Regions from separate parts of the Homo sapiens genome. Here region 2 is linked to region 1. A link is an interaction called in ENCODE POLR2A ChIA-PET data of the cell type or tissue named here. Cell type or tissue: PC-9. All regions are shown on one strand. Links, peaks and the distances in the headings refer to the core of each region. The heading gives the core; the rest is flanking DNA.

The links. ChIA-PET counts read pairs that join two places held together with the same protein. Peaks named below come from ENCODE experiments on the same cell type or tissue, not always from the same donor. Only the 100,000 strongest peaks of a DNase experiment are listed, where the experiment ranks them.
Region 2: POLR2A ChIA-PET joins it to region 1 with 6 read pairs; 1 of 35 experiments calls an interaction of 5 or more read pairs at or near these places.

The regions. Positions count from the first base shown.
Region 1 is chr13:43,892,419-43,898,468 of GRCh38, reverse strand. It overlaps LACC1 (laccase domain containing 1), which reads right to left. Exons shown (of 7, transcript NM_153218.4): 7 at 4,537-6,050. Among named protein-coding and RNA genes, the nearest start is that of LACC1, 16 kb to the right of the region's middle. In PC-9, for the core only: a CTCF peak has its summit at 3,855 (motif pointing left); a DNase peak (open chromatin) is centred at 2,428.
Region 2 is chr13:44,298,448-44,304,497 of GRCh38, reverse strand. No RefSeq gene overlaps it. Among named protein-coding and RNA genes, the nearest start is that of SERP2, 72 kb to the left of the region's middle. RefSeq lists an enhancer at 2,927-3,116. In PC-9, for the core only: no CTCF peak of the experiment used is centred there; DNase peaks (open chromatin) are centred at 2,997 and 3,287; H3K27ac peaks cover 2,272 bases.

The DNA.
Region 1 (6,050 bases), core at 857-4,856:
CTCAGGTAGTTCTTTATTGCAGTGTGAGAAAGGAATAATACACTTCCCTCTTTCCCTTTTTTCTCCTATAGATATTAGATTATTATAATGTGATAATATCTTTGCTAGGTACTAAAAATATGAAGATAAGTAAGATATGCTCCTTATTCTGATGGAGCCTATATTTAGTAGTAGACAATTAAACAGACCAACATTTAAAAATAAGTTCACTGAGGACCATAAAAAATGATGCTCAGGATGGTTGCTAATGAGGCAAACAACGAAGAAAATATTCTGGAAGAGAAGACCCCAGATCTGAGTCTTAAAGGATAGTTAAGAGTTATTCAAGAGAGGCGACATTGACAAATGCCGTGTGTATGCAATGTGTACGAAGAGCCAGCAATGTGTACAAAGCCAAGAAGCAAGAGAAAACATAGCTGTGGAAGATGATGGTGATCATGGTGAGAACTGCTGTTGACCCAATAACACAGAAAAAAATATTGTGCACGCTTTTCAATATAGTAAAACTTTCTTTATACAGTAGAAGGTAGACCTTTGAGCATTAGTATGGCCCCTCACACTGCCCATGGAACAAAAGCTACTGAGCTTCCATGTACAATCTGGCATGGTACTCGCTATATATATGTGTGTGTGTGTATATATATATACATATATATATATACACACACACACACATATACACATACATATATATACATATATACACATATATATACATATATATATATACACACACACATATATATATATATGACATTGACAACTGAATTTTGGCCATATCTCCATGAGAAACTAGGGAGACACTAGAGTGTTGTAATTATTTACGTAAATGTTTATATTGTAGATGTCCTTGCTACTTCCTATTTGCTAATTTAGTAGAAAGCCTAAGTGAAGATAATCCTAAACAAAAATCTGAGTTCTAGTCAGTCTTTGAATGCCAACCAACCTATTTGGTCTGGCCTAGCTTAATGGCATACTCTAGGAAATGAAAAAAGTACAGAATGGCTACAGCATGGGGAGTGGTAGAAATTAAAGAAGTATGCAGGGGCAAGAGGATGACAGCACTTATACATTTTAGTGAGTAGGTCTTTACCTTGGAGGCAGTGGGAAAGCCATAAAAATTTTTTGAGAGATGTAATATGACCAGATTTGCATTTTAAAACAATCAATAATGATACTGTAAGAAGGGATTCAATAAGGAAAGACTAGTCAGAAGGCTGCTCTAATGATACAGGTGAGAGATGATGACCTGAATGTCTGTGAAAGTTGAGAGACATGGGAACACATGGTAGACATACAGTCAGTAGTGTGGGAAGGGAAGGGGAGACGGAAAGGGAGGCATTCAGAAACACTCCAGGGTTTCTGGCTGGGCAACTGCATGAATAATGATTTCATTCTCTGAGACAGAAGACAGGATGGGAGCAGGTTTTGGAGAGAAGATGATGAGTTAAGTTTGGAGGATATATTTGAGGGGACACAGGATATGTCAAACAGATAACTCTATTAGCCAAATCTGGATATGTATTGAAAAGTAGAAAACCAAAGGAATGAAGGTACCTTGTAAATATGAAATATCAAGTATGAAAACGAGGCTGATGGGAGGGATAAGAAAATACAATCTTGGCCGGGAGCGGTGGCTCACGCCTGTAATCCCAGCACTTTGGGAGGCCGAGGGGGGTGTATCATGAGGTCAGGAGATCGAGACCATCCTGGCTTACAAGTGAAACCCCGTCTCTACTAAAAATACAAAAAATTAGCTGGGCGTGGTAGCGGGCGCCTGTAGTCCCAGCTACTGGCGAGGCTGAGGCAGGAGAATGGCGTGAACCCCGGGAGGCGGAGCTTGCAGTGAGCCGAGAGCCCGCGCCACTGCACTCCAGCCTGGACAACAGAGCGAGACTCCGTCTCAAAAACAAAACAAAACAAAACAAAACAACAACAAAAGAAAGAAAATACAACCTTAAAACATGAGCTTTAAAAACGTAAGGAACAGGAAAGCATGGTGAGATGTAAACTGAAGCAGCGTGTGATGCAGAATTCTGAAAATGAAGGGTATTAAAAACCCAATTGTTACCATGAACAAATCTCTTTTCTACAAATGTTTCTCATGAAATGAGAGTACTCCCTTTACTCCCCTTTTTTGTCTTTTGTTTTGTTTTTGGTTAGAAAGGAATGTGGTATTTTGAGCTATAGTGTCTGCTGGAAATTTTGTTTAACAAAATGTAGTAACTGGACACCTCAACCTTCTGAGAATTAAATAAAACAAAAAGTCTGCTCCAAATACAGCAGAGACATAGCTCACCTCAGGCGCTTGGCAAAAGGACATGGGGAATGTGATGTAAGCATTTCTTTCTCTACAAAAATGCATCTAAGGAGAGTATGAAAAGTTTGTCTCAACACAGTTGACATGTAATCACTGTGACTTCAAACCAAACGTGTTAATCTGGAAAAAGCAGTACTGGCAGATTTCTTTTTTCTTCATTAAGCAATGACCTAGCACAGAACAATGCATTGCTTATGGCAATCTTTGAAATCACAAGTAAACTTTAAAAACACTGCCTACAATGGAAATGCACGTGCCCTAGATCAGGGTTCACACAAACACATCCAGTAAGCATATGGACCATGCTTTCCATTCTTTACTGCATAATTTATTAAAAAATCTATAGAGAGAAATCTATTATTCTACTGCATCCAATGTGTTATGTGTGTGTTAATTTATATTAGCTAGGGCAAAAAGGCTATGTGTCATATTTAACACACATATTTCTTATTTGCCATTTAGCACATACACAAAGACTCATGCATACAAACACGATAACACACAATAACTGAGTAATGCTTTCTTTAAAGTGCTGAACTTTCATAGATTGGTAGCATTCTCTAAGAGTTCACACAAAAAGTAAGATGGATACATTGGAAGTATAACTCTAGGACAATCAAGTAAAAATAAATATCAAATCCCACTTTGAGATATAAAAGCATATAACTCGTATGTCACTGTTATCTTTCCTTCCAGCTGCTGAATATATAGATATTATTTCTGTTTTGTCATGTTACATAGAATAAGCTTCTCTGAGTTTCTCCCAAAAATCTACTTACAGAAAAGCAATTACTAGAGATTCTGTAGGAGTGAGATAGAAGTGGGTGAGGGTTCCTAAATGCTTTTATCTACTTGAACTACCACGTTATACCTAAAGTAAGAGCAATACATTCACTAACTTTAAATGCGTCCTCCCCTCCCTTTTTATTCCACAAGAAAATACAGAGTTTAAGATTAGTTCAACTTCACATGACTGTGATGCACAAATTCTTTAAGTGTAAGGAGTCTATGCATTTTACAGTAACTTATTTTATGATTGGGAGATGAGACAGTTATACATTCAACTGCCATTATTTTTATTAAGTGCTTTCATTTTCTTTACAGTTATTACAAAATTGTATTTATTTTATACAGATGGGTTTTCATTTTCCTGATGCTGTAATGTTTACTTCAGCTTGTTGACCTTTCTTTGTGTTATCTGCATGTTGTAACGTGTGATAAGAATGAATGTAAAGGCTGTGGCAACTGTAATTAATTTTTGTAAAGGGCTGGTCACACGTGGATCTGGTTTATGAATGTATTTGGGATGATTTTAGTAACCAGATCACCTTTTCAGAAATTTAGATGTGAACACCAAAAGATGCATTTTCTCAACAAAAATTAATAGCTGGTTCTATTTTTTTAAACCTAGAAAAAATAAAGTTGATTTTTTTCAAAAAAAAAAAAGATTAGTTCAACTTTATACCAAGAAATAATAGTAGAGCTACTTGTTGAAATACCACCTCCTAGTGGTAAGGTCATCTTATTTGTTTTATAAAGCACTGGGGTATAGCATATTTGGCCACTGTGCTATTTTTCACAATTTAAAATTACAGTTGGATAAATGGCCCAGTAAGTTTTAGTTTGATAGTATTTTCAAAAAGGTATTTCATTAATGTTTATTTGACTTACAAACTTAATTCCCCTTATTAATAAAATAGCAATCAATATTTCCTATGTGCAGTTAGTAGCAGTGCTTAGATTAAAAACAAAACTTTAAGAGGAATAAGTTCTAGTGTTCTATACCACTGTAGGATAACTATAGTTAACAATAGTATATTATATAGTTTGAAATAGCTGGAAGGAACATATTAAATGTTCGTAACACAAAGAAAAATGTTCGAAATGATAGATATGCTAATTACCTTGGTCAGATCACTGTACATTATATGAATGGAAACATTATTATGTATCTCATGAATAGGTACCATTGTTATTTATAAATTTAAAATAAAATTAAAAACAAAAACAAAACTTACTAGAAATCTTTGTTGTTGTACCCCAAAAGTCCTAGAAACCTACATACAAATATGTGAGAGTGACAGCTATCTTGTAGACACAATAAGATGATTATTTAATAACCTGATAGTTTGGAGTTACTAAATCAACACTTTTCATTCAGTAAAGCAGCAAGGAGACAACCTTTCATTATATACTTTGGCAGAGATAATCCAAAATCAGATAATCAAAATAATTTTTATTTGGTTGTAGAATGTTGTAGTACATAAAGCAAAATGTGTCTGCAGGATACTCCAAATTTACCAACTTCAAACAAAATAATGCACAGTGAAGAATTAGAAAATTATCAACCTTACTCAATACATGGAAGTATTCCTTAATCTTCATCATTTTCATTAAACAAAATAATATTTTGGATGAGTTCAACATTTCTATCCTATGCTTTATGTTTAGTGCCTTCCCTGAATTGGAAAAAATGAGGTGTTTTATTTAAATTTAACACTGGTCTAAGGGAGATATAGAATTAAACTAAACAAGAATCGGTTATCACAACCTCACAACATATATCAAAGTATTGAGATTGTTGGTTTACTGACTGTCACTTTTCACTGGATATTAAATATCCTGAGGGCTACAACTGTATTTTTTAACCTGTCCCAGTACCTCAACAAAATTTTCACTGAATGTATGAATAAATTATGTTAACAAAAAGTTAACAATAAAAGTATAATGAAGATCCCTTTAATTAATTTTAAAATCTGAAAGGAAAACTGGAGTCACAAAACATATGTTCAAATCTTAATTCATCACAAATTTTGTGATTTTTGACCTCCACCTCAATGAAGCTCAGTTTTCTCAGCTGAATAAAAGGGATAATGCCTGTGTATTTCAGAGTAGCTGTAAAGGTAAAATGAGGCAATGTACATGAAAGTCCTTTGGAAATACCAAACAAATGTTATTTGCTATCATGCTACCACATATACATGTAGGAAATATATGTATTAAATAAGAATATTTTTAAGATGCAATGTGATAACTTACATTAAATATATATACAATTTTTCCCAAATGAAAACTAACCTAATTCCTCTCTTTAACTGACAAACACACTCAAAACTGCTCATCCAAAAAAAGTCCCTTCCTTGAAGATGTAGTCCCCAGCTTTTTCTCTTCTCTAGTAAATGCTGTCAGAAAAGAGTTGACACCTATGCATCTTCTTCCTAATGCACTGAAAGCTGACTCAATGACCACTGCCTATAGAACAGTTTCAATATGTTTAATCCATTGATTTCTTTTAAATTATCACTTTATTTTATCCCTGAAGATTTCTTTTTGAGTACTTTCCACACCTATCCTGGCTTCTTCAAAACAACTACCCTTTTTTTCTTACTTCTGTGACTATAAGGTTGTATTATTGGATCTCCTTTTTTCTCATCCTAATTTCTGCCTAGATGATCAAACCTGCTCCAATAGAATCAGGTATCATCTCTGTATTGTAAGCTTTGAAATATTTGTCTCTGTCTCAGGTTTCCTCCTAATTTCTAGGTCTATATTTCTAATTATTAACCAAAGATTTCTATCTGGATGCCCTTCATTCTATGTAAAGTCAAACTCATTATCCTTCTCTCTTTTTCCAAACCTTCTCCCTCCCTTTGTTGCCAATCTTGGTAAGCAGCCAAGCAGAAATCTTAGAGTCATTAATGACTTTTCCACTCTTCCTCACCTCTTACTT
Region 2 (6,050 bases), core at 993-4,992, 410 kb before region 1:
TTGAAAGTCTACCCTTCTAGCAGTTAAAAACAAACAATGAAATTCTTAGAAACAAAACCACTGTGAACAAGAGATTGTCTTGGTTCAGGAATTCCCACAGCCTCTGTAACTCTTGGCCTCTCTGTTTTTCTGCCTCTGTTTCTTTGTTTCTGCCACTTTGCCTTTCTGTTTGACTGTTTTTGACACACATATATGCACATGCATGCACATGTACACACACACACACACACAACGCAGTTAATTCTTTCCCCCAACTTTCATTATCAGCAGCCGTGTACCTTCTGCTCTGCAGCACAGACAAATCTTGGGTAAATGGGGAGGATACCAAGCATTAAAGTTAAGCTGACTTGTATTCCAAAGGACTGATTTGAAATTGTCCAGAGCCTCAGGAGGAATTGCCAAGGACATTCAGAGAGGCCATTTGGATCCCCAGGGGGATGATGCAGCAGGTGCAGAGGGGACAGTGGTGTCACTGGCGAGGAGCCCAGGAATGATCATCAGGGACCACTGGAGTCACATGGGAATGAGCCCTAACATAGGTCCCTGCTGCTTCTTGGCAGGCCCATCTCCTTTCCTGCCGCTGGCCATTTGGTGACCTCCCAGAGGCTGTGGAGTCAGACAGGCTTGGACTGCAAACTCCAGCTCCGGCCCAAGTTAGGGGCTAAAGCCAAAATAGCAAGGGAATGCAAAAAAAAGGTAGCTAATGGGAGGTTTTCCCTGCTTCTAGGCCATGCCTATGGAAAAATGCCAGTGATGGGAGTCCAATTCTAGAAACTTCTTGAGCAAGACACTTTATAGTCCTGAAGTTAGGCTTTCCTATGCTTGTTTATGGTACTGAGGCAAGGCAATGCCATGATTTCTAATTCAACTCTTTTTTTTGTTCATTCCTTCCTATTTCCTCTACCACCTAGCTACCTCCCCAGGGTGTTCATAGGAATAAAGAGAGTATGTGGAATTGCTGTGAGCTCCTTATAAGGAAAGTGTTACATAAACACAGAGTATTTTTATGTGTGCATATAAAATATATCTTCTCTGGCTAGAAGGGCCTTATTCACGGAGCTAAATAAAACAGGTTTATTTGGAATAGTAGCAATCCCAAAGGACCTGAGTATTGCAAAAAGCTTGTGTTTTGGGAAATATTAGTCAAGGGGAAAACTGTTTCTAGCATCAGTTTTTTTCCCCCATCTGTGAAGTCTTTTTTTTTTTTCCTTACACCACCGGCCACCCCCATCTGTGAAGTTTAACTTGTCTCTTACTGTCTTTGTTTTATCTTGATGAGGTTCCCCATGCATACTCATACGCTGGCATCTCTGCATAGTCCCTAATGTGGTTTGAGGCAATGGTGTGCTGGTAAATGTTTTAACAACTCGCTCTTTGTGGGGGATGACGGGGGCCTTATTTTGTAGTATTTGCCAGTTTTCATGATGTAAATGCTCCTTACCATGGCCAGTTTCAAGCTATCAACATGAGTGATTGCAGAGTTGGCAAAGATCCCCTACAGTAAGCTACCATTATATGGCTTTCCCACCACACAGATAAAGTATACATAAACAACTTCAAGAGCACAGGCAATACTAAAGTGTAGTAATGAGAAGTAATGAGTTTTGAGAGTTTATTACATTTTCAAAAATATAATTTATTTAATTCTTTTGATTTAATTTTTATTAATGGCTGTGTTAACAACTGGCTTGCAAAATTTCAGAATATTTAATAGTTGCTTCCCTGGAGCTGGTGTGAGCTGCCCCCAGCACAGCACTGGATGAGGTGTTGACCTTGATATAGCCTTGACTCCTCTGAAGCCCGTGGTTCACTTTGCCAAGGCATCTATTGGGTATTTCCACCTGGATGTCACACTATGATGGCAAAGTAAATGACTGTGAGAATAAACTCCTCATTTCCCCACTCACATCCCTTTCTGCCTTCATCCAAGTTAAAAATCTTAAAGTCACCTCTTTCCTCCTTCTCTCTCGGTCTTCCCGCTTGCTAGCCAACTATTACCAAGTCTTCCTTTGAAACATCTCTTAGTCATTCTCAAACTTGGCTGCACACTAAAGTCACCTGAGGAGCTTTAAGCAAATCCTGATGTCTGGGTTCCACTCCTACGTATTCTGGTTTAATCAGTCTAGGGTGCAGCCTGGACATCATGATTTAAAAAAGCTCCCAAGGAGAAACTAATGTGCAGCCAGGGCTGCCAATCACCATTTTTTTCTTTCTCGTTGTTATTATCTTCTAATTCAGTATAATGAAACACAGACTTGGTGATCCAACAGACTTCGGTGTGAATCTTGGCTTTGCCAAAGGGTATTCTTTTTAAGCTCCCTGAGATTCTCTTTCGCCAACTGTACAGTGGGAATAATGACCCTTTTAACATACGGTTATGTAAAAATGCCTCAGCTGAGCAGATATACAAAGCAGCAAGCAAAGTGTGACATGGAGGCTTGTATCATGGACCAAGTGAGGAATCACTAAAGCCTGAAATACAGTGATTGTCTACTGATATGTCTTTCTAAAATCTGATGTTTCACACCTATGCTCCAAGTCCTCTGTTTTTTCTCAATTGCCCAATGAATTAAGTCTGGACCCTTTAACCTGACCACATGCCTTCATATCTCACCCCAACCCACGGTGTCAGCCTCATACCTGCCCCATTTGCTCCCGTGTAACCTGTGGCCCAAACTCAGCAAAGTTTTCAGGGGTCTTCAAGCTTCCACATCTTTGCGGCTGCTGTTCCCTCTGTCTTGAACACCGTTCCTTTCCTCTCTCACCTGAACTTTCCAACACAGCTGTTAAAGTACAACTCAGAGGTCACTCTCTACAAAGTCTTCCTTGACTGCCTCTGACAAAATTAATGATCCCTTCTTTGTGTTCCCACAGCCTTTGGTACAAACCTTATTTAGCATTTGACTACATTATTTTAATGATTTGTTTTCATATCTGCCCTCCTTCAACTGTGGCTGAGTCATCTTGGTATTCCCCAATGGCCCAACGCAGATGTTTGCGAAATAAATGGGTGCATTTCCTGTCTCATTTTTCATCACTCTCTTGTCCTCCTGTATAAGAGATATGCCAATAGACTAGGTGGAGCGATCCTAGATCAGAAAACAGTACTTATAAGTATCTTAAAAGCCCCATTGAAAAGATATTTAAAACTCCCAGAAAAAGACTCCTCTCAGATCCCACATGGCAAAGCATATTGAAGTGAGTGGTGGCAGACAGGTGAATAGCATACCCTTCACCCTCAGAGAGGCTGTGAATATTAGTCACCCATGCAATGCTGCCAGGAATCCCTCTGGGGCTGGCCCAAGTCACAGAACATGTGTGGATTGTTTTCTAAGCTGTGCTGTGTTAAAATAGCAACTCCCGGTTTGCCTCAGGTGTAGAGTTTAGGTTCATGGTTCACTGGATATTTTAGGAAAATAGGAGTGAACATTCCAATCGCTTCTCTCCCCACTCGTAGTGTGTGAGGTTGTTTGTTCACATGGCTCAGACTCCGCAGAGAGCAGATTGCTGATAATGGCCATCCCGTCTCCTGGCCCTCTCCCAGAAGAACCATATTTAAGCTCTCAGTTGATGTGAATGCCCGGAAAACATTACTCTCCAGGGTAAGCTCAGGGGTGGTGTTGAGGGGCTTTGGAATCCCCGATAGAGCCAGAGCCCTGGGCCTACATTAGAGAAGAGGCTAATTTAGCTGTTTTCTGGGAGGCCATAGGTCTAACCAGATTGTAAGAATGAATAAATGAATTAACAGAGGAATCCTTCCCCTAAACTTGAAAAAAGAATTTGAAACCCTACTGTAGATTTAACCATTAATTCTCCCCTCTCATCGGTCTTCCCCAGTCTCTCCTCCAAAGATTCACCCCCTTGCTTTTGAGCACTGACTTGTTGAATGCTCTTCACTGAAGATCATTTGACCAGACTAACCTTCAGTGGCAGACAGTAAAAAAGGCCATCAGTGACCAACTCCAGGTATGGAGGCTGGACGGCTCTCTAATGAACTCCGGCTAATGCAGAAGAGAAAACACTTTAAAAACCAAAACAGGTGAAGGTCAAGGAATGATGATAGAGTAGAAAATGCCTTCATTCCTTTCATTCAAGAAAATGGCATGCAGGTGGTTGTCACTGGGTGGATCCAGTGGGCATATGTGCCAGAAATGGCATTGATGGGATGGAACTGGAGGCTGGGGACATGTTGGTGAAGTGGTGAGGTAGTGACAGGGAGGAGGGTTTGCAGAGTTCCTGCTGATTCTTATGAAAGCTCCAACAAGGGTGAAGAAAATGGATCATAATCATAGAAAACGGCTACTCCAACTCCACGTGGTTAAGTAATGGACAGGGGAGTGTCTGGGAGTGAGGGCAACGCTACCTCGTATCTACCTGGACAGGCATGGATGACATTTACTTGTCAGAATCTTCAGGTGCTAAAGAGTATACGTTCTATGAAAACAAGTGTGCTTAGAAATGCGAATGCAATTAAATTACAGGATTCAATTAACAAATACTATGTGGGATGGTGAAAGATATTGTAGGATTGCAGAGCTGTGGTTTGAGGTGCGATACCCCACAGAGAGTGTGCAGCCACCACCTGGCAGTGAGGTGAGTCTGCTGAGACAGGCTTCTCTTGATTGCCTCTCAAGGTGCTCAGAGGCTCCTGCCATCTTGGAGCGTTTGTCATTGTGATTCCAAGATAGGAATTTGCAAAGTTCTGTTTACTGGCTGTACCCAGGGATGGAGGTGGAGGTTCAGAGGGCATAGTCTTGGCCACACCACCATATTATGGGGCCAAATCAAACACCCAAATAATAGAGTGCAGGGAGTCACACCCTTATGTCACTTGATTCTCATTATATCCTTCTGAGTAGACAGGGCATTAGTTGATTCATTCAGTCATTCATCTATCCATTCTACACATACTAAGCAACATGTACCAAACTTTGTGCTAGGAATTAAGAACATAGACAGACCTTGGTTTCAAGATGCTCAGAGCCTAAGAAAGAATATTAACTTTGGTACCAGAGTGTGAAAACATCAGACTAGAGAGCTATACAGGATGGTCTGAGGACACACAAGAGAGGTGCTGGATCCAGCCTTGGAGAAAAGTCCAGGCAGTCTTGAGTTGACCTTGAAGGATGAGTAGGAGTGAGTCAAATTACAAGGAGGCAGGGGGTAGGGTTCAGATTCCAGGAAGTGGGAATTGCATTTATAAAGATATAGAGACACGAGAAAGTGTGATGATGCGGAGGGAGTAGGCATTAGAGTATGACTGGAGCAAACCAGGCGGAGGCCTAGAAAGAAAAAGTCAGAGAGATAGAAGGGGTCATATCATTGAAGACGTTGTATATCATACTAACTTTTTAAAACTTTTTTCTAAAGTAGTGAGAAACAATTGAATATTTGTTTTAAATCAACTTCATTGAGTTATTTTTACATGCAATAAAATGCACTTATTTTAAGTGTGCAGCTTGATGAGTTTTGATGGACACATTTACCTGTGTGGTAAATAGAACATTCTTATCTCCTCCAAAATTTCTTGAGCCCCTTTCTGGGTAACACTTTGCCTAACTCCCAAATCCAGACAACCACTTACCTGCTTCCAGTCACAATAGATTATTTCTGCTTATGCTAGAGTTTCATATCAATAGAATCATACAGTATGTTCTCTTTTATATCTGGCTGCTTTTACTCAGTATAATGTTTTGGAAATCCATCCATACTGTTGGCTGTGTCAGAGGTTCATTCCTTTTTATTGCTGAGTAGTATTCTGTTGTATATCACAACTGGTTTATCCATTCATCTATTGATGGCTATTGGAGGTTCCAGTTTTGGACTATTCTAAAGTTACTCTGATCATTCATGTACAAATTATTTTTGGTATGTGGATGTGAAATCTTTTTGCCATGAGTTATTATTTATCTTGAGTAAATAACTATACAAATATCCAATAAGCACATGAAAAGATGTCCAACATCATTAGTCATCAAGAAATGCAAATTGAAACTACAATGGGAGACTAGTACATTCCTATTAGCATGGCTAAAATTACAAAGACAGAC